Regions from separate parts of the Mus musculus genome. Here all the other regions are linked to region 3. The links are chromatin loops, found by intact Hi-C in ENCODE. Cell type or tissue: left cerebral cortex. All regions are shown on one strand.

Evidence for each region. Peaks named below come from ENCODE experiments on the same cell type or tissue, not always from the same donor. Only the 100,000 strongest peaks of a DNase experiment are listed, where the experiment ranks them.
Region 1: it touches region 3 in a loop (5-fold over the local background); 16 of 42 quality-filtered maps call a loop at or near these places.
Region 2: a loop joins it to region 3, with 2.7 times the contacts of the local background. A loop is called at or near these places in 3 of 42 quality-filtered maps.

The regions. Positions count from the first base shown.
Region 1 is chr5:66,420,533-66,428,532 of GRCm38, forward strand. All of the region lies in intron 5 of Apbb2 (amyloid beta (A4) precursor protein-binding, family B, member 2), which reads right to left. Among named protein-coding and RNA genes, the nearest start is that of Gm52775, 79 kb to the right of the region's middle. In left cerebral cortex, CTCF peaks have their summits at 3,586 (motif pointing right) and 7,653; DNase peaks (open chromatin) are centred at 3,564, 5,206 and 7,741; H3K27ac peaks cover 246 bases.
Region 2 is chr5:66,488,843-66,496,842 of GRCm38, forward strand. Apbb2 (amyloid beta (A4) precursor protein-binding, family B, member 2) reads right to left here. Exons shown (of 17, transcript NM_001201413.1): 3 at 3,216-3,330. Among named protein-coding and RNA genes, the nearest start is that of Gm52775, 11 kb to the right of the region's middle. In left cerebral cortex, no CTCF peak of the experiment used is centred here; a DNase peak (open chromatin) is centred at 3,902.
Region 3 is chr5:66,614,842-66,622,841 of GRCm38, forward strand. Apbb2 (amyloid beta (A4) precursor protein-binding, family B, member 2) reads right to left here and starts at 3,976. Exons shown (of 17, transcript NM_001201413.1): 1 at 3,727-3,976. In left cerebral cortex, CTCF peaks have their summits at 4,065 and 5,504 (motif pointing left); DNase peaks (open chromatin) are centred at 3,081, 3,352, 3,922 and 5,579; H3K4me3 peaks cover 3,770 bases; H3K27ac peaks cover 3,803 bases.

The sequences.
Region 1 (8,000 bases), 190 kb before region 3:
CCGAGGGAGATGTCTCCTTTGCCCCGTCACTTCCGGGCAGCCCTGACCTGTACTGATGACCGGTAGCTCAGTCCTGCTTTGTCTTTCTGTAGCCATCATCCTCCACCTTCATGTGGTTGCACCCTCTCTGCCAGGGGGTGCCGTTAGATATCTCACTCAACCACTTTCCACATTATTTTTGAGACAGAGATCTCTTGCTGGACCTGAGGCTGGCTGTTTTGGCAAGATTAGTGGGCTAACAAGTCCCAGGGATCCTTCTCGCCCCACCTTCTCATGCTGGGATAACGGGCATGAGCTGCCACGCGTGGCTACTTATGTGAAAACTAAACTCAGATCCTCTTGTTGGTGCAACAGGTACTTTACCAAGTGAGCCATGTTCCTGGCCTTGCCTTTCTCTGGATTAGGGCCCATCTAAACACTTTATTTTAACTTGGCTGAACCTATACTATCACAATAAGGTCAGACTCATAGGTACTAGGGATCCAACATAACTTTTTGGAGGATATAATTCAACACTGTAACAATTCGACACTAACAATAATTACTAGGTCTGAGAATACTTATATCCAGAATTGTTTGAGTGTAGGGAGAACCAGTTACCATAATACATTTTTACCTTTTTTTCTGCCCAGGTCTAATTACACAGCAGATACAATATATGCATGCTCAAACAGACCTCTAAATCAATAAATGAAAGGAGAGCCTGGTGGTTTTATTATATCAATCAGAATTTTAAAAGCCACCAGGTGCGTAGCCATCGGGGTGTTAGGAAGGTTGCGCGCAGTCTGCCTACAGTCATCTCCAAAGCCAGTGTCTCCACGAACCAAGGAGAAACAAATCTCCCAGCGTGGCCTGAGCACAGTGAACAGTTCACTACGCTGCGCCGTCCCTCCAGCTCGTTTCTGAGGTTACATAATATGAATGCGATAACAGGATCCCTGCCCCCAGGAAACTCCAGTGCTCCCGAGGCTGGAACAACTTTACGCGTCAACATTGGTGGATTTGTACACTGAAGCTGGGGGGCTCATTCCTCTGCTTATCGATAGACTCAAAGCTAATCAGGTCTCTTTCTAGAGAGGCTATCACCCCAAATACCAACTGCTACCACAACTGTTTGTCTGTAGCACTGCTAATGGCTGTGTTCTCAAAGTTCTCAAGGTCAGCGCTCGGTGCCTTTCTCTCCACCTGGTCCAAAGCTGGGCTATCCCCTTCCTGATAAGCACACGTTCTCTCCATCCTTTCTTCTACCACTCACTTTCCTCTCACCTGCTCCATCCTGTCTGTGACACTTATGAAACTGGGTTATAAATGTGTCCAAATGACAGTGAGACTGAAAAGGGCTTAGAGGTTCCTCATCCGCACCCCCCCCCCGCCCCCAAATATCCCAGTACTGAGAATGATGGCTTTGGTGGGCAGCTGCGTTTATTATTTCCAAACACCCCTGTTATTCTTAGAAGAAACAGCCTGGGCTATCGTAGTTCCCTAAAACTTGTATATCAGCAGCACCTCCAGTTCCTTTGGGCATAGGACTTTTGTTTTCTCGTTTCTATGATCAATGTCTACCAGGCTCTAGCCCTTGAATTCTCTCCACACCCTCTTGTCAATACCTCTGGGCGTCCACTGATTAGACATAGCTTTGGCATGCTGCTTTAACTGGCCCTGGATGACCTTGCTTCTCATTTTGATGATCCTGGATTTCAGGAGGTCTGAGGACAGACACAGCGCCAAGAGGGAGGAGCTGCTACCTTCCTAGGCCAGGCCAGGCTGATGAGGGGTTGAGGCTCTCACATCCCTAAGTAAATGTGTTTCAGAACACAGCCAAGGAGACCTCTCCCCTGGTTTCTCTAAAGGCTTCTGGCCTTCCTTCAGCTTCCCTCCACTGGTCTAATTCTGCCTATTTTCCGCACCACAGTGGCTTTCTATGTTGAACAGTAAGTGATCACTGCTAACAGTGTCTGACCATACGTTTAAATACTGTCAGACTCTTCCAGTAGAACTGTAGCTCCTTGAGGCTGTAGCCCTCGTGGACGTTACTTCTAGCACAGTACTTGGAACATGGTACCTGTTACTGATACGCGTTGTGGTGGTTTGTATATGCTTGGCCCAGGGAGTGGCACTATTGGGAGCTATGGCCTTGTTGGAGCAGGTGTGTCACTGTGGGTATGGGCTTGAATACCCAACTCCTAGCTGTCTAGTATCTTCCACTAGCAGCCTTCAGATGAAGATGTAGAACTCTCAGCTCCTCCTGCACCATGAGGGGGATGCTGCCATGTTCCTTTCTTGATGATAATGGATTGAACCTCTGAACCTGTAAGTCAGCCCCAAGTAAATGTTGTCCTTATAAGAGTTGCCTTGCTCATAGTGTCTGTTCACAGCACTAAAACCCTAACTAAAACAGGCGTCTTCAGGGTTGGCAGCAACAGTGGTCCCAAGGGTGCTCAACAGTGCTGAGTTATAACTAGGGAGGAGTAAAATACTCTGGTCTGCTGCTGTTCATACAGTGATCACGGATAATCCAGGGTAGACTGCAGAAAGCTTAAAAATTTTGTTTGAATGCTTTTCCCCATATATAAATGCTAATTGTTTTAGGCAAAGAAAAATTCAAACATTATGCAATGTTTACATTTATTGACAGGTTACCTTGTGTCTCATAAATATGTACAGTTTCTATGTTCTATGCATCTGTTAAATAAGGATTGAAAAATACCTTCCTTTATCTGAGCCCTGTGTGAAACGTGCCATATGCTCCCCCTCACACAGCCTTAGGTCTTCAGTTAGCCTAGAAGGGAGAGCCTGACGGTGAGGGGTCCTACGGGTGAGATGACTCTCAGGCTAGGCAATCTAAGTGAAGGATGAAATAAAGGCCACTTCCTCCTCCTCCCTCTGAAAGCCTTGTCCTTCACAAACCAGGGAGCAGACTCTTGACGTTGTTAAAACGTGAACGGTCCAGACTCTAGGGACTCCTGTGAATATATGCATCCTTGCTTAACCCAATCAGGAAATATAAGTTATTCGAAAGACTGCATTTCGGGGTTCTTGCTCTCCCTTCTTGGTTTTCTTCCCTTGTTTGGGACTCCATGGGTAGGGTAGGCTGGTCTTGAAGTTGCAATGCAGCTTAGGATGGCCTTGAGTTCCTGATCTTTCTGGCTCCACCTTCTGGGTGCAGGGATTGGAGGCATGAGTCACTATGCCCAGCTCAAAGACTTAAAAACAAAGTTTTATCATTCCTTTGGGACAAGATTACTAGGAAAACTGTCAGCAGTCATAAGACTCATATAAACTAATGAAAACCTAATTCTAAGGGTATTTTCATTTCTATTATAACCACCATCATTCTTTCTGTCCTCTATAAAACTCAGTTGTGTGGAGTTAGCAACCAATAAAAATTTACTAAAATTAGACTTTGATTCTAAATGATTGGACCATAGGAAGGCAGTGCTGAATGCAAAGATAATCCATCTTCATAGGAGAGACTCAAAAGCAGTTTTAAATGGTGCTCACTGTAATATGAAAGGCACAGTTTACCACTCAGTAAGAAAATTAGCCAAGATGCTAGTTCTTCACCTGACACTAGGGGGCAGGGTTCTGTTTCAACATTCAATTAGCCAATGCATATTATTATTTAGTTTGGGATGCCTGGGAAATATTACTACTGTAAAATCTCCGAAGTTTTAAACAGTAGAAATGTCTCCGAATGCCAGGGTAGCTACATACACTTAGCATCTACGATCACAGAGCCCCTAAGACCGCTAAGCAGCCCATGAACCTACTAGGTGAGGGTGGTCACAATTAGGCCGTGAGTCACATTTCTGGGGCTTGGATGTTAATTCAGGTAACAGAACAGAATGGTATGGAATGCAGTGAGATCTAACTTCTGTCTAACTTCGTCCACACACACAGATGAAACGGCCAGCCCAGCCATCTGAGGAAAGGAAACAGTCCCCAAACCTCCAAATGGGAACCGTTCACCAGGGAATGGGGTGCAGAGGTGTTCAACATCCGGTGTGTCTTTTGCTGTGTTCTTAATAAGCGCTGCTGGATAAACAGTCTGAATTACAATGAACTCAGCATATTTTTAAGGGCACGTGGGGCTTATTAGTGTCAAGGACATCTAAGTATGACATCACATACATCAGAAACGTCGTGCACCCAGAGCGAGATAGCTTCTCAGTCCCGAGGTGAGGTCTAACCTCAGACTAGCGCTTGCTACAGCCCTCACAGATATTTAAATGACTACCGGCAGTGTACCTCAACTGATTTTCTTTGTAGTCTGCATTATTGTTTTCCTAGGCCTAACTAATAATTTAGAATTAAAGTCTAATTTTAGTAAATTTTTATTGATTGCTAACTCCATGCAACTGAGTTTTATAGAGGACAGAAAGAATGATGGTGGTTATAATAAAAATGAAAATGTCCTTAAATTAGTTTTTCATTAGTTTATATGTCTTATGGCTGCTGACAGTTTTCGTAATAATCTCGTCCCAAAGGAATGATAAAACTTCATTTTCAAGTCTTTGAGTGGGGCGTGACAGCTCATGCCTCTAATCCCGACATGCATAAAGCCTTAGGCTCAATTCACATCACCCTTTATACCAAGTGTGTTGCTTCTCGCCTGATAGACCAGCAGGTGAAATCAGAAGTCAAAGGTCACCCTTGGTGAGTCTGAGAGCAGCCTGGGATACATGAGACCATCTCAGTCATTTAATAAATGAATGAATGAGATCACCACAAAGACTGGCCATGATGTCCTTAGCCACCAACAGCCTATGTTCTGATGGAGGTAAAACAGCTATGCACATGCACCCCACCTAACACGAAAGAGAAAGCACAGCAGCATGCTCCGGACACTGGAGGGTGCGGTGGCAATGAGACGCACAGTAAGAGGCTCCGGGTAGAAGAGTGGCAGAATGGTCCAGACATTCTCATAAGCACCTAAGAAAGATGCTATCTTTTATACCTGTAACAAAGTACTGATGCAGAAGACGGCAGAAAGGTAGGCAGGAATGGCTTATTGCTGCAACTGTATCAAACTTCGGGACCTAGACCTTAATTCTGCCTTGACAACTACCACAGGGGTGTAATGAAGTCAGCAAGGGTGTGCTTCACCTTGCGTCAGCCCAGAGGCTGGAACAAATGCTACCTCATCCTAGTCACACCGGCTGGGGGAGGACATCTGGACACTCTTGACCATTACCCACCGAGATTTACATTTGGCAAGAACCATCACGTAGGGTGGATCTAAATCTGTCCGCTGGAGGCTTGGAGACCAAACACTATATAAAAAGCACTGCCTTGTCAGGGAAAGACTTTACTCCAAAAGAAATGCATAACTAGTCAGTCACATCTATACTTGAGTTGTGTTTTTGTTTTTTTTTTTAAACTACCAAGCATCAATGAATGCTTCCCATTGGGAAAAAGCATAGAAAATTACCTAATGGGTATCAATCCAACTGTCAACTACAGAAAGGGCTTTTTGAAAGGCAGCTGAATCACGCCAGCTTTCTCTGGTCCCTACATCACCCACAGCTCTACGACTCTTGACTGTGTTTGCCATTATGAAGATTACTGAGATTTTATGCTCATGCGTAAACAACAATAACAAAAAATCTCATTTTATCCAAGATTCCATTTCACTCAGTAACTAATTCATAACATATTAGAAAGAAGATGCTCTGATTCAAGACGATAACGGCAAATAAGAAAATTACTCATTAATTCAAAATGAGCCCTGGATTTAGTAATTTGAATATTTGGAGCACATCTTTAAAAAATTTAAGAGCTATAGAGGGGGGGAAAAAAGGCAGAAAGTGCCTGGGAAAGCAGCCAGCAGCCAACCCGGCTTTCTCTGCCTCGTGACTGGGGGCTGTCAGGATGGGTTCTCACTTCGTCCTGAGTGCAGGTTCCTGGGAGAGTGGGGAGCTCTAGAGTTTTCTAGTGCCTTTTAGTTTTAAATTTCCAAAGGAATGAGGCAATAGACTTTGCTCTGCTAACCACATTTCTGAATGAGTGAATGAACGAAAATTAAAAATAAAGTTGCACATTAGAATCCGTACCATTTAAATTAATTTCCCAGATGTTAGGTTTTTTTATAGAGTTGTAAATCAATTTAAAAAAAAATAAAATTTGGGACTGAAGAGATAGCTCTGGTTAAGAGCACTTGCTGGTCTTGCAGATGGTCTGAGTTTGGTTCCAGCAACCACCTTAGGAGGCTGACAACTTGTAACTCCAGTTAACAGGGGGATCCAATGTCCTCTTCTGGTTTTCGAGTGTACTCACATGTACACACACACACACACACACACACACACACACACACCTCTTAAAATATAAAATCAAGACCTGATACTTAATTTACAATATACATCCTTGAACACACAGGCAGAATCCTCCCAATTTCCATGCTCAGAATAGCTTTTTTTTTCTTCTGAACATGGGCAAGAACTGAGTAATATCCTGTGATTATGTTATAACATAAAGTGAAAGAATTTTTGCATAATCACTTGAGTCCTTTCTTTGCCTAACTTGGGAGTCCATGGGAGAGGCTTCTCCAGGGTGAGCCTGGCCTAACTAAAGATGCCCTATGGGCGGAAAGCAGAGGCACTCCTTCCAACAGGAGAAGGAGGCAGCAGACAGACACAGATGGAATTCAAACTGCCTTAGCTTTCTGTTGTTATGATGGACACCACGATTAAGAGCAACTTGGGGAAGAAAGGGCCATTTTATTCTACAGCCCATAGTCCATAATTGAGGGAAACCAAGGCAGGAATGGGGTGTAGGTGTGTGTGTGTGTAAGAACTGAAGCATAAACCATGAAGGAGTGCTGCTTACTGGCTTGCTTAGCTCTTTATACAACTAGGTTCCACCTACCCAGGGGTGGCAGCACTCACGGTGGGTTGGGCCCTTCCACATCAATCATCAATGAAGGAAACACCCATCGGTTTGCCTACAAACATTTTACAGAGGCATTTTATCAACCGAGGTTCCCTCTACCAAGAAGACCCTTGCTTGTGTCAAAAGAAACTAACCAGGACAGGCAGTCCAAAAGGGGGGCTCTTTATCAACCTGGGGCTTTTTCCTCGACTGCATCTCATCTCACAGGCTCTTTATAACTAAAAGAGAGCTCTGATTCTGTTCTCAAACTACAACAGAGTACCATCAGCCTCAGCTTAATTTATTAACAAGGAACATTCCTTGGGCTCTACAAATCTGAATCTCTAAGACTGAGGCCCAGGGCACAGGCATTTTTCATCACAACCTTCTGTACACGACATTTACAAGCAGATCCAGCAGTAAAACCGCTTGCCAGCAAACCTGAAGACCAGAGTTTGATTCTAAAGCCCACAGAGTAGGAGAGAACCAACTCCCGAAAGCTCACCCCTGACCATGACACACACTGTCACACACACACACACACACACACACATACACACACACACACACACACACACACACACACACACACACACACAGAGGCAGGTGCACACAATAAATAAATCAATGTAAAGTTTCAAGTAACAGTCTCCCTTGCACGACCCTTTATAGATGAGGCATGGCCAGCCCAAGCAACTTGTTTCTAGTGCTATATTTTGCCAAGGAAGAGATTTCCAATTTGGATGCAGAATGTAATACTGACTGATGTTGATAGGGGAGCTGAAGAAGAATTGCTGTGTTTCCACTTTCCACATGAATATTCTCCACCATTAACACAGATAATTAAGCCTTTGTGGTGCTTGGCAACATGTAAACACATTGTGAAAAGAAATTCTGCTTCACAAAGGTCTGTGGTTACTGCTCTCAGGCTGCCTGGGTGGTAGCTATTGTCCAAAGACACTGGGGATACCAGGATGCCCCAGGGCTGGTCTCCTCCATGGAGGTCAAGTAACAGAGCAAGATCTACCCTATAAGAACTTTCACTCAATTTCAAACCACCCCACCTCATATCAGCCAAACCATGTCCCTTCAAGATTCTAAGGAATCTTGGCTACAAAATGAATATATAA
Region 2 (8,000 bases), 130 kb before region 3:
AGCGTTTAAAAGTTATCTTTTGGGTTGTAGCATTGTGAAGTTCTTACTCCCTCTTTAAGGTTTTCATTTTCTTTGTGAAACCCTTATTCGGGGCATGTATTATGGTGTGGTTCATGGCTGTTCCTCTTTCTCTATAAGCTGTGTGGAGAGTACTCCTGGGTACCGGAGCTCACTAGGTTTTAGTCAGAGATAGAAAGGAATGCGAGGCAGATGTCAGCCACCATTCCTGCTAAACCTCTCAGGCTACTCTGGCCCGGGTCAAGGAGATGTCACCTAACTTAGTGAATGTCATGCATCAGGCAGCCTGTAAGAGAAAAGAAAGATGGAAGGGGAAAGGGACCAGAAAGCCTAGACTCAAACTGCCACTCTGCTCTGACAAGCCAGCAAGTCTAAGTTCTTCCCCATGTATGAAATAGGAACCAAGAGGAACTTTTCAACATTTCACTAACTTAGAGTAAGACACTTCCTATTGGTTACAGGGCAGTGTCTGGTATAGCATAGAACTCCACTATTTATCTGTATCTGCTATGATTTCACGTGAAGAAGCCATGCTTAAGAGCAAACTTCCCTCCTGAAGTGAGAATGGAGTTGGGGAGAGAAGAGTTAGCACTCCATCTGAGCCCTGACTGCTACCCTTGCCTGAACGGGCTCCTTCCTGGGAGCTGGCTCTGGGAAGGTTCCATGGGGCCTGCTAAGTACAGTGGATATTATCCAGGCCTCACTCCTACATCATAATGACCTGAGCATCTGTAGTAGACAAAATGCTATCCTTGGTCTGGGAAGACAGGAGGAAATGAATACTTTGTGTCAAGGTCTGTAAACGCATACACATCCATCCCAAACAAGAAGAAACCAGGGTACCAGTTTCTAGAGGGATCAAACCTCCTGAGTGGAGCTATAAGAATCTGGACTTCCAGGTGAGAAACCATGAAGCTCTCAGGGAAAGACAGGGTCACTCTTCTGTATCCTGAAGCGAGCAGGGTGTTAGCAGGTTATCAAAATGTCAGAGCGTCATTCCAGGGAGGGCACAGAATGAATGCCAATATAGTGGGTGGACAAAGGACAAAGGGTAGGTACATTACTACAAGGGGAAGTCCTAAGCCTGGCGTAAGACAGAGATGGAAACAAGGTGAGAGCCACTGCCTAGGACTGCCCAAAGAAGGGCAGTTCCCGGTGGCATATAACCCTAGAAAAGGGACCACATACTCTCCTTCCATCACAAACAGATGCAAGTGAGCATTTCAGCAGATGCCTTGGGACAGCAATTGGAAGCTATCTTTACTGGGAAGCCAGCTAGACACTTGTGACCCAGTAAAAGAGAGGGAGGGGCAGTGTTCTCCAGGAGAGCAATTGGTAGGAAACATATCAGAAGAGAAAGAAGTACTTCCTTGAAAGTCACAGGCAGTGCGGGTCTTGTAACTCGGAGTCCTATAGTGCGCTCTAGAAAAATCACATACCTGGCAGGAGGTGCATCTATTCCCAGATGGTGGGAAAACGAGCATGCCCACAGGCAAGAGTCTCGTGTATGGATTTGTTTCTTCCACTTTCCCCAGAGCCCAAGCAACAGAACTGTTGCCATACTGAAAAAAGAATCTCCTCTAATAACATTTTTGGGTGGACCACGTGAAATTAACATTTTTGTGGGCCAAGGTTAAAAAAAAAAAAGTCAGTTTCTATCAAGGCAAGAGTGGATCAAGTGTGGTAGATGCTTTTCATTTCCCTTACAGAAGGCCCAGGGAGTCCCTGCCTCCCAGCAAAATCACGGATCATTTAAGTTTTAAGGGCCAAGAGACAAAATAGAGATTACATAGATACTTACATAACCACTTAAAATGTTGAAGTTTAAAAATACAGAAATCTACCCTGGGCTCCCATCACATCGGCCACAGTGTATCTGACTCCCTCTCCAGCACCCAGGTACATGTTACCCTGGCAATGCTCCTTGGGAAAGCAGCTCGTTTTACTTTGGCTTATCTCATGTCTACGGGTGCTTCGCCTGCATGCATGTGCACTGCATGTGTGTTTGGTATCATCAGAGGCCAGAGGAGGACAAGGATCCCCTGGACTTGCAGTCACAGATGCTTATGAGCCACCATGTGGGTGCTGTAGAGCAAACCCAGGTCCTGTAGAAGAACAGCTACTTGACCCCTGAGCCAGCTCTCCGGCAACAGCAGCGTTTGTAAAGATAGCTGTTTGCCTAGTGCTGCTGGCTTCTCTGTGAGTGGCTGATGGGAACCTTAGCCACTTGATGGACAGCCCATTTCCATAGCTACTAAAACACCACCCATTCTGATGCCTAGGTTTGCTACCCAAGCACTCGAAGAGGTTTCTAACAAAACCCAAGCTGTAGGAAGACATGAAGTTACACCATGAAGGTAAATATCACTATAGGAGCAATGTGGAGGGGAGGCATCCCAACACATCCCTGACCTGAGGCCACTATTCTAGAGAATCCATAGGGAAGTAATAAAAAATAAAATGAATTATCCACACAGCTGGAAGACCAAAGGAAGTAGAAGGTATGACAGTCGAGGGCATCCACAAAGGGAGAGACTCTAGATGGGAGGCGATACCTTCTCGTGTCGCCTTAATCAAGGGGTAGGGAACATCAGAAGAGCAGCCACAACACTTCCCAAAACCTGGTGTGTGAGTTCCAGTATTGAAAGACAGAGGGGCCATGTCCAGGGAGCGATGGGTCAAGAGCCAAGCCACTCTGCCCAAAGCTCACAAAACAAAGGCAGACCGAGCCTCTCTAGGACCACAGTGGGTCTTTTCTAAATGGAAGTAAAACGGTGTCACTGGGAAATGCTTTGAATTTGTAGCATTCCTATTGTTTTAAATGTGTCATACATTGTGACATAAAGGGGGAAATTATTTTAAAGGCTATGTATGAATGAATACATTGAAACACAAGAGTCATCTGGTATTATAGGACTACTTGATTACAAAAGTACTAATTTAGATAACAGGTTTTTTTCTTTTTTACTATCTGATATGAAAACAGCACAGAACAAAATATTCTGTATTTCTAAATATTCTCGTGTATATCTTATAAGCGCTCTCCAGGCTAGTGCCCTGTGATATTCTACAACGAGAGAAGAGAAAGGACGAGAAGAGAGATGGGAAGGGGGAGGAAGGGAGGATAGTGGGAAAGAGAGAAGAGGAGGAGATAGAAAGGCATGCATGCGTGGTGACACGCGTGGTGACATACGTACATGAGCTGCTTGGACACCCTCGAGCCTCTGGGTACCTTCTGCCCATAGCGACAGTCAGCGTGTGAGTGGGGGACTCAGGAACTCCCAAGGACTCCAGAAACAGAGAGAGGGCTAGCTGTTGAGGGAGAGGACAAAAAAAAAAAGATAGAAATAAAACAGTCTTAGGATAATCATCACATCTTTTTTCATTAAAATGCTAATGATGACCACCACTGCCTTCCAGATAACCATGTTTATGAATTATTCATGGTCACATGCGGGAAGAAATCACTCTGTTCCCTGCAGGCAGGCATGGAGCCTGCAGAGGGTGACATGTGGCCCCTGCAGTAACTGTGACAAAAGAGTGTGCCCCTAAGAATTCCTGGCCGGGGTATAAAGTCCAGCAAGTTCAGCACTGGCCTTATCACTCTGCATCTTCTTATTGAACGGCAAGGACGGTACCAGCTCGGCCCTTTGTCATGACTCCTGAACTCACATCCTGCCAACAACACTCCAAAAACTCAAAAAAAAAGAAGGAAAATTTACTGAAGTGGAGAGGCTACATGCCAAAGTGATTAAAAAAGAAGAACAGCCCTTCTGAACACATCAAGCCCACTCTGTATAGAAGGCCCTTCTGTGTTCCCTTCTAAAGGTAACACATACGCACTGAGCGTTTTTACACGTTTTTGTGGACATCAAATTAACTTACTATCAAAAGCACAGGCTGCATCCTTACTCGAAGCCAAGCTGTCAGCTACAAAATGAATAAAACAGTGTCTCTATTTCTAGGGAGAGTGGTCCACTGGGCTGAGAGACTTGCTCAGAATGGGCTCTGTAGGGCAGTGGGTGGGTGGAAGGATTTGACTGCCATCCAGCAGAGGCCTCCAGCCCAGACAAGAAGAGGTCAGGGAATGAAGGCATCCAGGAACAAGGGGTGACTGACAAGTCTAAGGCTGGGCTGGGGTTAGGTAAGCTTGGTGGGTGACAGAGGATGGAAGAGGCAGTGGGGGAGAAGCCACAATGTGGCTTATTGTTCTTAGCCTCACTCTAGAGTAATCCTGTGTTCTCAGGCCAGGGAGAAAAGAAGACTGGAGTCACCTGGCAACTCTGTACCTCTCTCAGAGATCTCTGACTAGACCTGGGTGCAGACAGGTAAGTCTGCATCAGATGTGGGTTTTAGATACATTACTCTCTCTGGATGGATCCAAATGGGCGGGGTGGAAACAGTAGAGTATTGAGGCCAGCCTGCTCGTGACAACATCCAGACACAGAGGCAGGGCAGAGACTGAGACAGTATAAGGGAGCAGGGGAAAGTTGAGACAAATTAGCATCTGGAAACATCCGGATGAGTGGTTCTCATCCATCCTAACTTCGCCACCCTTTAATACAGTTCCTCATGTTGTGGTTGACCCCCAACCATAAAATTATTGTCATTGCTACTTCATAACTGTAATTTTGCTGCTCTTGTGAACTGTAATGTAAAGACTGATATGCAGGATCTCTGATATGCAAGGCCTGTGAAAGGGTCATTTAACATCCCCCAGGGGTTAAGACCCCCAGGTTGAGAACCATTTGAACAACTACATGAGGACCAACAGTAGTAGATCTGAGGTATAGAATACCATAGAAGGAACAGGTAGACCAAAAAGAGATCAGTCAACAGCATTAAAACCTGAGGTGTTGAAGACTCAAGGCCTAGGGAAGAAGACAGAACAAGATACAAAAGAGTAAAAAAGCATTCATAGAGAGGCAGAGACACTGTCAGAGACTTGCTGAAGGGTTGTGGGCAGAGAGAAGACTTCATGGTTAGTGCCAAGAGACAGACACTGGCACTGGCAGACCAGGAAGCTGACCACAATCTTATAGGAAACAAATAAAGAAACAATGACAACCTAGGAAAAGTACCAAGGGATACAAAAGAGAATGAAGGTAAAGATGAAAAATACTCTTGGTTTCTGACATTTGAAAAGTCACTGGGCACCTTGACAGAGGACTGAGTTCGTGGCATGGAGGAGACAGAGGAGAGCATCAACAGAGTAAGGGAAGAGCATGGATGGGGACAGGCCATTTTGGAAGGAGTGAAGTGCCGACAGATGGGATCCGCAGAGAAGGACACTGAGAACCAGAGGGAAAAAAGAATGAACTAGACCCCCAGAAGCAGGAAAGTGGACAGGTGTTCAGATGAAGGGGCTAGCTCTGAAACAAAACAAAACAAAACCCACACCCTCTGATAATGTAGCATAAAGGTAAATGGGGTCAGACCACGTTCCCAGCAGCGTTGGAATATTACAGGAGACAGCAAATGACATCATCATGCTTGAGAAGACATGGCAGACAATGGGCTGGAGAGATGGGTCATTGGTAAAAGCATGTGGGGTGAAAGCCAGAGGGCCTGAGTTCAAACCCCCAGAGGCCGCATAAAACCTAGGTAAGGCCTCATGTGCCTGCAAACAGGGGGTTGGAGTGGGGGCGGGTGGAGCAATCCCAGAGATGGGCAGATCCCAGGAGCTAACTGGTCCAACAGCTTAGCCTAGTCAAAACAGTAAGCTTCAGGTTCATCAAAAGCCCCTGTGGCAGAGAAAGACAGAGAGGCATAGACACAGACACAGAGAGAGAACATAGAGGAAGAATTTCAGTGTCCTCCTCTGGCCCCTACACACACACACACACACCATACATAGAGCAAAAGAGAAAAGAGAGAAAGCACTTGGTACAGTTCCCGGTCAAGCATGAGGCAGCAAGTTAACACTTGAGGACACAGACGGTGTCATGATTGGTCTCTGGTATGCGACCCCTGCCCCACCCCCAAAAGAAAACCATGGAACCCTGTTTAAAGGCAAACAAACACACATGCCTGTGGGTATCGACACAGGGAAGCACATTTACTGGCAGAACTAAGGCAGTGCATGGGTGAAGGATGGAGAAGAAAGTTGTTCCAAAGACAACCTTGGGCTTGGGGTGCCAATGTTTCCATGTTTGCAGGGCTCACAGTTTCAGTGAGCAAAGCCTTGGGCACTGCTCACCGACTGCCGGTCTGTCTGTCTGTCTGTCTGTCTGTGAGCCGCCATAAAAGCATAACCAACCTAAGCAGCAACAGGCTGACACTAGCAGATAAAAGCAGGAAGGAAGAACTGGGGAAAGGGTGGAGAGCGGGGGCAGGGTAGACAGTGGCACCTGCAGGAGCCTCATAAGCCCAGTGTCTCAAAACATACACATTCCTACTTCAGGCTGCTCCCGGGAGGGTTAGGAATAGCACGGGGCAACACAGCTACTGGAATAAACCCTGGGAATGGGGGAAGCAGGAATGCTCATTAGAAACCGAACACAGCAAAACACCTTGAAGAGCAGATGTGCAGTCTCCCGGCGGCCTCTATGATCTCCGAAGCCCTGGAGCTGTTGTAAAGGTTTGCATTTCTATACAGGAATGAGATCTGGGCCACCACTGGAGTGACAGTCTCATAGAACCATGGGCTCATCATGGTGATCAAGTCACCTCAGAGCTGGTTACCAAAGCCAGCAGAAGCCACTAACTGGTCACCCCCGCCATTCATTTTTTGTATCCCTGGAGCACGGAAGACATTTAGCACGCCATAAACGTGAAATGAATCAATAAACCTGTACATGACTGAATAATTTTCCCAACTAAGAGCTAAGAAGGCCAATTAAAGGGTGAGAACAGAAACAGCCCGGCCATCTTACTCCTCACTGACTCAAAGGACAAGTATAAATTGCATTCAACTACATTCATTTTATATAAAAGAGAGGTTTTATTAATTCATAAATAAACAGTACAAGATGGGTCTCAGAAATTATAGAAAGATGCTCTTTAAATAGGAAACAGGTAGGCACAAAGATTCTGAGCAAACAAAGGACCAGGGCGTGGAGGCTACATCAGTCTGCCTGCTGTGCTACCCTTCTGAAGGCCGGGACCATCATTCTAGGGGTGTGGTGCCTCTCCTCCCAGATGCTCATCCTCAGCAGCCTGCGTGGCTTCCACCCGTGGGGACCACAGGCTAGGAAGTGAGGAGAGCATCGAGCCTCACCACCTCGAAAACTCATCCCAGGTGCGAGCTGTGTGTCTGTCCTGATATGCATGCAATTCTACTCCAGTTCCCTTTTAACACATAAGGCCCAAGGCATCGCAGATCTGACCGGAGCACTTCTCACACATCGCACAGATCACTGTAGTATTCATCTGGAGAGGACCTCAGTAACTGAGCTTACAAACCTGAGGGGTGGCTTAGTAGCACTATGTATGTGACCGGGTTTTATTTTTGTCTTTGTGATGTTGTTGTTGTTTTCCTTGACTGTGAGAAAGTAGTTTGATCCTTCCAGTCTGTAGTGGCTATTCCTGGTTGTCAACTTGACTAAAGCTGGAATGAACTACAATCCAGAATTGCTTCCAATTCTCACCAGTGATCCCAATCTGGAGGCTGGGAGATAGAAGTTTCTGGGTCTATCTTGTCATGGAGATCTTGAGGCATAGTGGCTATGAATCCCAGAAGATAAAGACAGGAAGATCTCTGCTTTCAAGGTCATCTGGGATTAAAGGCATGGTGGCCCACACCTTTAATCTGGGCTACACCTTCTGCTGGAGACTACATAAGGACACTAGAAGAAGGAAGATTTACTCTCTCCTTTGACTGCTTGCCTTGTTGGGACTGAGCAACTGCTAGATCCCTGGACTTTAATTCACAGCTGCTGCTGACCATTGCTGGGAGTTGAACTGCAGACTGTAAGTCATCAACAAATTCTCTTACTGTATAAGTTCTGTAACTCTAGAGAACTCTGACTAATACACAGTCT
Region 3 (8,000 bases):
TCTTCTACATGGGCTGGGAGCCTAAAAGCAGAAAGTCTCTCTTCAGAGGATGCTAAAAAAAAAAAAAAATTCCAAAGTCTGATAGCCAAGCCTAATACCGGCTCTGCCTCCTACCCAGTAGAACACAGGTTCAGAGTTCAGTGATAACAATTATTTTGTAGTAAAAGAAAAACTCAATGGGAGGCAGGAACTGACCAAGAAGGAAGGGTGTTAAGGCAAACCGAGGGCAGGACAGGCTCTGAGATGTACAAAATCAGCCTTAGCTAAGTTCTATGCCAAGCCTTCCTTCCCCAGCAGAGGAACTCGCCCTTCCTTTTCAGAACTATGTGCTAAATGAACCCCTCCCTCCTTGAATGGCTGTATTATAGGCCTCTGGACCAGGCCAAGGACTCAGTAAACCAACCAGAGGGCATATCCTATTGCAAATCTCATTCTACTGAGCTTCCAGGAAGTGAACTAACTTCTCCAGGTCACAGAGTGAGCTGGACTAACGGAGGAGCAGGGTACAGGAGCAAAGCCGTTGGAGTTGCTGCTTGGTGAGCTTTCTATCACATCCTACCAGACCCTTAATGATGGAGCCTGCCACTCTGCCTCAGACAAGCCATTACAGCTACAAAGCACACCACTGACACATGTTATTACGCATAGTGTGCACCAATGACACTTGATGGGCAATTCTGGCTTATCATCCCTAGATTTAATTCTTTTTTGCTAGTACTACAACACCACTGAAAATAAATAAACACAAAGCAGGTTTTAAAACTCGGGACAGAGGCTTCTTACAAGCATTCCAGTCACTCGCAAGGCACGCTCTTCTACTCAGACCTAATCCTAAACAACAAATCAAAGATGTCTCAGAAGAGAATGCGAGAATGCTTAGGGAATAGTAATGGGACACATTGAAATATTCTCCTCCTATGAGAGGAAACTTCACAGTGAGATTGTTATTGGGGTCTGAAGTCTCCACCTCATAAAGGGGTTTTCCTTGGGTGGGTGGCATTTATGTCAACGTACCATAAGCAAAGGAAACATGAGAAGATAGGGAGATGGCTCCATTGGCAGAGTACTTGCCCTGTAAAGCTGAGGGCCTGGTTTAACTCCCCAAGACCTTCATTAAAGCCCGGCATGATAATACAGTATTCCTTCTGCAAGATGAAAAGGTAAAGACAGGATTTTCCTCCAAGGTTCTCAAGGCCAGTTAGCCTAGTATGCAGAACAGTCAACAATAAAGGCCAAACTTGGCCTCAAAAACGGTGAAGGTTAGCAGGACCGACACCAAAGCATCCTCTGACCATCGAATGTGCATATGACAAGTACACGCACATATGCAGGCATGCCCACATACATCACATACAAGACACTGCATGTAAAGAGCGGAATATCAGTTTTGTCAGGAAACAGCCATTGATCAGATCCTAGATTTCTTAACCCAGGCAAGGAAAGTATCATCCACATAATCAATAATAACTTAATACAATGTTTTTCTAAAACTCATTCCCGTTAGTGTAGCGAGTAGCTATAAAACACTGTGGTATGTCTCTGGGATACATAAGGAATTATATCACAAAGGTACTGTCTATTTTAAAGTTGTGGATAGAAAGATAGTAAGATTCCATTTTTCTTAGATAAATTTAGATAGCCACTAATCAGGGTAAGCAACAAGAAGAACACAATTCTAGTACTCATGGGAAGGGTTTCAAGTGTTGGTTCCTGCTCCAACAGAAAAAGAATCCAATATTTGTTTGCTGTTTCTCCTCTGGCAGGAAAAGCCCTCAGAAAATAGAAACATGACATACAAAATAACTGTTCTAAAATATTGTTTGCACATGTGTTCTTGTAATATTTGTCTTTTCCGAGATAATGTTGTAGCCTGTGTTCATATTACTGAAACTAATGTAAAGTATTACTCTGTTACATTATAGCTCTTCCAGCTTTCAACTACCTCTTTACAAAGGTTCAGACTGCAGGATTCTACCCAGCTCCTTAAAGGTGAATAGTTTAAAGTATCCATTTGGGGAAGAAGTAACAGTGTCAGAGGACAGCAACCACACTTGAACCAGAATAGGGTCCCAACCTGAGTCCTTAGGGTCCCAACCTGAGTCCTTTCTCAAAGCCTGGCACATGGCTTTCTGTTTCTGGGAACTTTCCGAAGGTATCTACAAACCTAACATAACAAGTTCAAAAGGACAGTGGCAGACCTCTTGCATCTGCGACATCCCCTACCCCACCCCCACACTCCACAGATGGGACCACTCCCCACCCCAGCCACCCTTGTTCCCACCACATTTCTGCCTGCCTTGGGGGTGGGGGGGTGCCCATCCTCAGGACAAATACTATCTTCCCAAACAGATGCCATTTCTAAGATTCTGTTAAGACTCTCCAAATTCGGAGAAACCCTGAAACAAGACAAAGCCTAACTTCATAAAGAAATGCCCCCTCCCAGAGTCCTGTCTCCGCAAGGTCAGCCATAAGAATTCAGGTACTACTACCATGGCCATTTCAGGGAAGGATCTGTAGTATCATAACAAGAAAGAAAATTTAGATTTAAGGTACCAAATCCTAAAACAACAGACCAGCTGTCATAATTTATTCTGAAATCGGTAAAATGAAGAAACAAATAACAAAAAGGGCCAGCCTCACAAAGTTTATTTCTTGATATCAAAATGATATTGTTGTTATCGTTTTATGACTTTCATTTAAGACACTGAGCACAAAGCAAAGTCAGGGACAAGACTTTTTAAAACTGCTCCCTCTAAGAGCCCTCTGGGCTTCAGACACTGACCTAATTCTCTCTTCATGTGAGCCCTCTCAAATCACTCAGTCCATCCCCAAGCGATCAGAACAGTCGTGGCTGTGCAGAATCTTGCTACAAAACGGTCCCAATTCTTCATCTGATTTCTCCAGCTTTTTTTTTTCTTTATGCCCCACACTCCCTTGGCCTTTGGGGCCTGACCTCCTGTTTTCAGACCTCTCCATCAATGGAGAGACTACCTATCATTGTTTCTACGGGACTCCCGCATCCTCCCTCCGCCCAGCTAGTTTTCGTCGCACAAATGTCATTTCTGGCGTCTGAGCCACCATTCCTCCCAGGGAGCAGCAGTGGGGCGTTCGGGACCCCGATGACCGGCTTCCCTGATCCGGCCCTCGGCACACAGCCATTTTCTAGTTAAAAACGCTCTCGGCGTTGCAGAGGGGACAGGAACTTTGCCCTCTCCTCCTTTCTGCAGAGCTGGGTTCTCTGCACCCCGGGAGACGCTGGCCAGGTCTCTGAGTCTCCCGCAAGAGCGCGCCGCCCGGCAGGCAGGCCGGCCCCAGGGCAAGGGGGCGTGCGCTACCGGTCGCCCGCGCCCACCCGCACTTTGCCCTCCGCAGTCTCCGCCCGGGCACAGCCCTGCGACCCGGTGTCCTCGCCCGGCCCTGCCGAACCCCAGCTCTGGGTGGGAGTGAGGGAGTAATGGGAGTGACGGAGCGAGCCCGCAGCCAGAGCGCCGGCCCTGCAGCGCGGGCGCGGGGCGAGCGGGACTCCGCAGCGGACGCCTGCTGCAGATGCGACGGCAGCTGCTGCAGCTGGGGCTGCGGCTGGGCGACCGGCGGTGACCGCCAGAAACCGAGCAGCAGCCGCGAGGGCACAAGCAGCCAAGCTCGCCGGCTGCCCGGCACCCCCGGCGCACTCCGGGCCATCCCTCGGATCCCCGGGCTGAAGGCATGGAAGGAAGCGGGGCTCACCAGCGCTGCGCGGCGTTCGATCGGCTCCGGACCCGGCTCCCAGGTCTCGCAGTCCGCTGAGCACCCGGATCAGCTGCGGGCTGCAGCACGCGAGCTTCCTACTTAGAGCAGCACTGGCTCCGGCGACTGAGCATGCCCAGTGCGGCTCCGCGAGGCCCGCGCAGGGAGCAGCGGCAGCGAGATTCCACTTCTCCAGGCTTTGGCGGCGGCTGCGCGAGGAAAGGCTTGGAGGGGCCTGGCGGAGCCGGGCGAACCCAGCAAGGCGGGGCCGGGGGCGGAGGCCGCGGCGGAAGGGGGCGGGCCGCGCTCCCAGGGCGACCCCTGCAGGTGGAGGCGGCCGAGCTGCGGCACAGCAGGGAGGCAAGGGGCGCCAGGGTGACACCCAGAGGCTGGGGGTTGCGGGGCAGCCCGGGTATCCCCTCCAGGTGGCCTAGCGTCTGTCTGCACCAAAAGGCAGTTTGGGAAACTCTTCTCTCACGCGTCTGCGTTCCTGTAGAATGGAAAAATACCCCAAGATGAGAGCTGTCCACAGCCTTCCAGGCTAACTGAATGTTAAAAGGTGAAACTTTCTCCTGCCTTCTGCCTCCTTCATCCCCCATGGCTAGACATATGCCACACAGGAACATTCCTGCCCTGGAAAATCACAGCGAGATAACGCCATGCAAGAAATATGCCTGCGAACAAGGAAAAGCATTATCTACTTGCTACCTGTTCGTTAGGCATTAAGTGGATTTACTGCAGGCACCTGGAAGTCCTTGATTTGTTTCTCCATCAAGCCAAGGGGTGTTAAACTGATGCCTAAGTCAGACTCATCTGGGAAGGTTGCTGAAGCAGCATGCTAGGCGCGTTTCCAGGGGTTGGATGAGTCGTTGTGCCGTGCTGCACAAGCGCCTGTAAGTATCAAATCCCAGGTACTGATGCGGTTGCCATCCGAGGACTAGTCATGGGGACTCTGCTATACACAGACCATGCTACCTACCATCTCCTCTAGAAAGGTAATTCTGAAAATAATTATAACTACTAAGTAATGGCTCTTTGACAACGCACTCCTCAATCAGATAATAAACTCAGACTCATCCTCCCTACAGTGAAGATGGGCATTATTCCTTTTTTTCTTCACACAGCATGAGTTTATTGAGGTTCCACAAGATCCCCTTACTAAGACCTGTAAGCAAATCGCAGCCCCTGCCTTCATGTTTACAGCCCAGCAGTAACTGACGTCCATTGAATAGTTTCTATGAAATGCCATTTCTGCCATCTCCATACACAAGGTGTTGACATGTAAAAGTGTTGGGTTATCAGGAATGGAGAGAACGCCGTGTGTTGGTGGTCTCTTGTAATCTATAGCCTCTTCTATAATCAATATTTCCCTCAGACTCCGCGGAAGGCCAATAGTACTGCTACAGAAAAATCTCCATAAATCTATGCAGGTTCACTCTTGGAACTGAACCTCTGCATCCCAAGACTGGCCCAACGAATCCTGCGAACCATGAAGAGTCAAAAACCAGGGTTCAAATGCCAACTTGGGAAAAGCAAACTGTAGAGGGCCTTGAGACACAGGCTACTGTGTCCTTCAAGCCCAGACAGAGGAGGAAATGAACCCAAGCCCACCCTGCGAATCCTTCATCGCGGCGATCTCAGCAGGCTACCACACCAACTTGCACCTTGATCTCCCAGCCCGCCAACGTCCAGAGCCTACCCTACCACCCGATTCTCCCGGGCTCCCGGGTCGAACCGCGCCTGCCCCCTCCAGGCGGTCTACTCGGACGCGCAGGAAAACCCGCGCTGGAGTCAGCCGCGGCGGCGGGGCGGGGCGCGCAGGCGCGGTGGGCTCCAGGTTGGGCGGAGGAGGCGCCCTGCTCCACACCTGATGCAATCACCCTTCCGGAAACCGGCAGGGTCTCCAGGATCACCGCGGAAACGCTTCCTTGCCTGCTCCCGCCTCTGCGTCCCAGCCCGGTCGCCTGCTTCCTAGGCTCATTCCCTTGGCGGCCTGCGGGAGGAGTCGGGAAGTCACCTCCTTGCCAGCTGAATACTTAGATGTCCCGATTGTGAGGGGCCGGCTACAGAGCATCCTGCAGTTGTTGGAGGAAACTCCCTCGGTTATTTCCAGGGAGGACTGACGGGACTGGAACACTGGTTTTGAACTCTTCTTTGCTTCCTTCCTGCATCCTATCCATAATTTCTTCTCTGTTCCTGAAAGGGACGGTTTAAGGTGGAATGGATTGCCAGGTTCCCTGGCTAGCTAAGTATGTAACCGCGCCTTAGCTGGGCTGGAGAATGCCTGGCACCACACACTCAAGTTATAAATAAGTAATTGGCTTCCCTATACCTCATCGTTTAAGATCACAAAGAAAATCATTTCTCATTTTACCACCTTATGCAATTTTGATAGCTATTGTGATGTTGGGTTTTTTCCCCTTAGTGCTGACGCACACACGAACTGTTTTCTTAGGAAATGAACTATTCCAAGAATATCCTGAGCACTTGTTTTTATCAAGTATCAAGTAAACAATGGGTCCAGCACATTAAAAATTACCTCCTGTAAATTCCCATAAGATCAAAAGCCCTACTAAGTGGAGGTATGGGTGTTTCAGGGAATTTTAGTGGAAAGAACACTTACAAGAATGTTATAAAACCAACGCTACACCAAGTCTTTAGATTCTGTATGCTCTTTACTTCATACCCCAGAGATATCAATGGCTTCCTTAAAGAAGACAAATCGATCTATTGTGTCAGCACCACAGAGGCTGAGGCAGGAGGACAGTGAATTCAAGACTAGCCTGGACTTTACTGTCAAAAAGAACAAAAGCAAACCTGAGTGGCACTGGATAGGGAACTCCTGCCTCAGCCAGGAGTGGATTCCCAATCCACTCAAACCAGTGCAGCCACCACCACTGCTGGTTTTGAATTCACAAGTTAAATGTATAAACCAAAGGAGACCCTGTTACTGGTTTCTTCTTAGGAAGTCCATTAAGCTTTGAACATCCTTGACCAACAACCAATTGAACCACTGCTAAGATAGACCAACACTAGGCACTAAGTATGTCAGTCAAATGGCAAAAGGGTTTTGTGTGGCATCAAGAAGTGTTTGGGGGTGGGGGTGGGGGGCTGGAGAGATGGCTCAGTGGTTAAGAGCGCTGACTGCTCTTCTAGGGGTTCTGAGTTTAATTCCCACCACCTGTAATGAAATCCAATTCCCTCTTCTGATGTGTCTGGAGAGAGTAAGAGTGTATAAACAAACAAACAAACAAATAAATATTTAGAAAGGTGTTTTGTGCCGACATTTAGGGCTAAAAGTACTTTTATTTGGTCATCTGTTGTAAGAGCTGTTTAAGGTGAAACCCGGGGAAATTTAATGATCGAAACAAAATATCTGAGTCCTCATTTGCTTTAGTAATAATTCCAAATACATTTCCAGTATGGAAACTAAAAGCTAAAGCTTGGTGTGGCTGCCATAACTTTAATCCCAGCACTGAGGAGACAGAGGCAGGAGATCTCTGTGAGTCAGAGACTAGCCTTGCCTGTATAACCAGCTTCAGACTAGCAAGGGCTTCCTAGTAAGACCCTGGTGGGGGGGAGGGGGGGAGGGAATGCTAACTTTTTATCTTGGTGGATCTGTATATTTCTATTGGGAGTGATCTGACATTTAGAGATCTGAGAGAATACCTTCTTCATAAGCAAAGAAGAGTGGAGAAAAATGTCAAAAAACAGAGGAGCCAAGTCAGAAAGCATCACAAGGTGCTGGATACAGGACAGCTAGTTTTACTGAGCATGTGCTAAAGGCTGGTGAGAGGTTTGTTAGTTTTGGGGGTTTGTTTTAAGACAAGGTCTTATGCTGGTCAGGCTGACCTCGAACTCACTATGTAGCTGAGGCTAGCCTTGGACTCCTGGTTCTCCTTCCTCCGGTTCTAGAGAGCTAGCATTACAGGTCTGCCACCAGGTGCTTGTGCCTGTGCCCTTACACGGAAAACCACACATAGAGAGAAAACGCTTATGACGTCTTTGCTTATGTAAGATGGTAATCTCCGCACTGAGGAGGCTGAGACATGTAGCATTCATAATTTTACTCTTATCTATGTGTTTATGATTGTTTGTTTTTGTGTTTGTTTGTTGAGAAAAAGTCTCACTTTGAAGCCTGGACTGGCCTTAAACTAATGGCAATCCTCCTGCTTCAGCTTCCTGAGTTCTGAGATTATAGATTTGTGCCACCACTTCCAGCTGTTTTTTTTTTATCTTTTCCTTTTTGTTGTTGGTTTGGGGTTTCTGTTGGT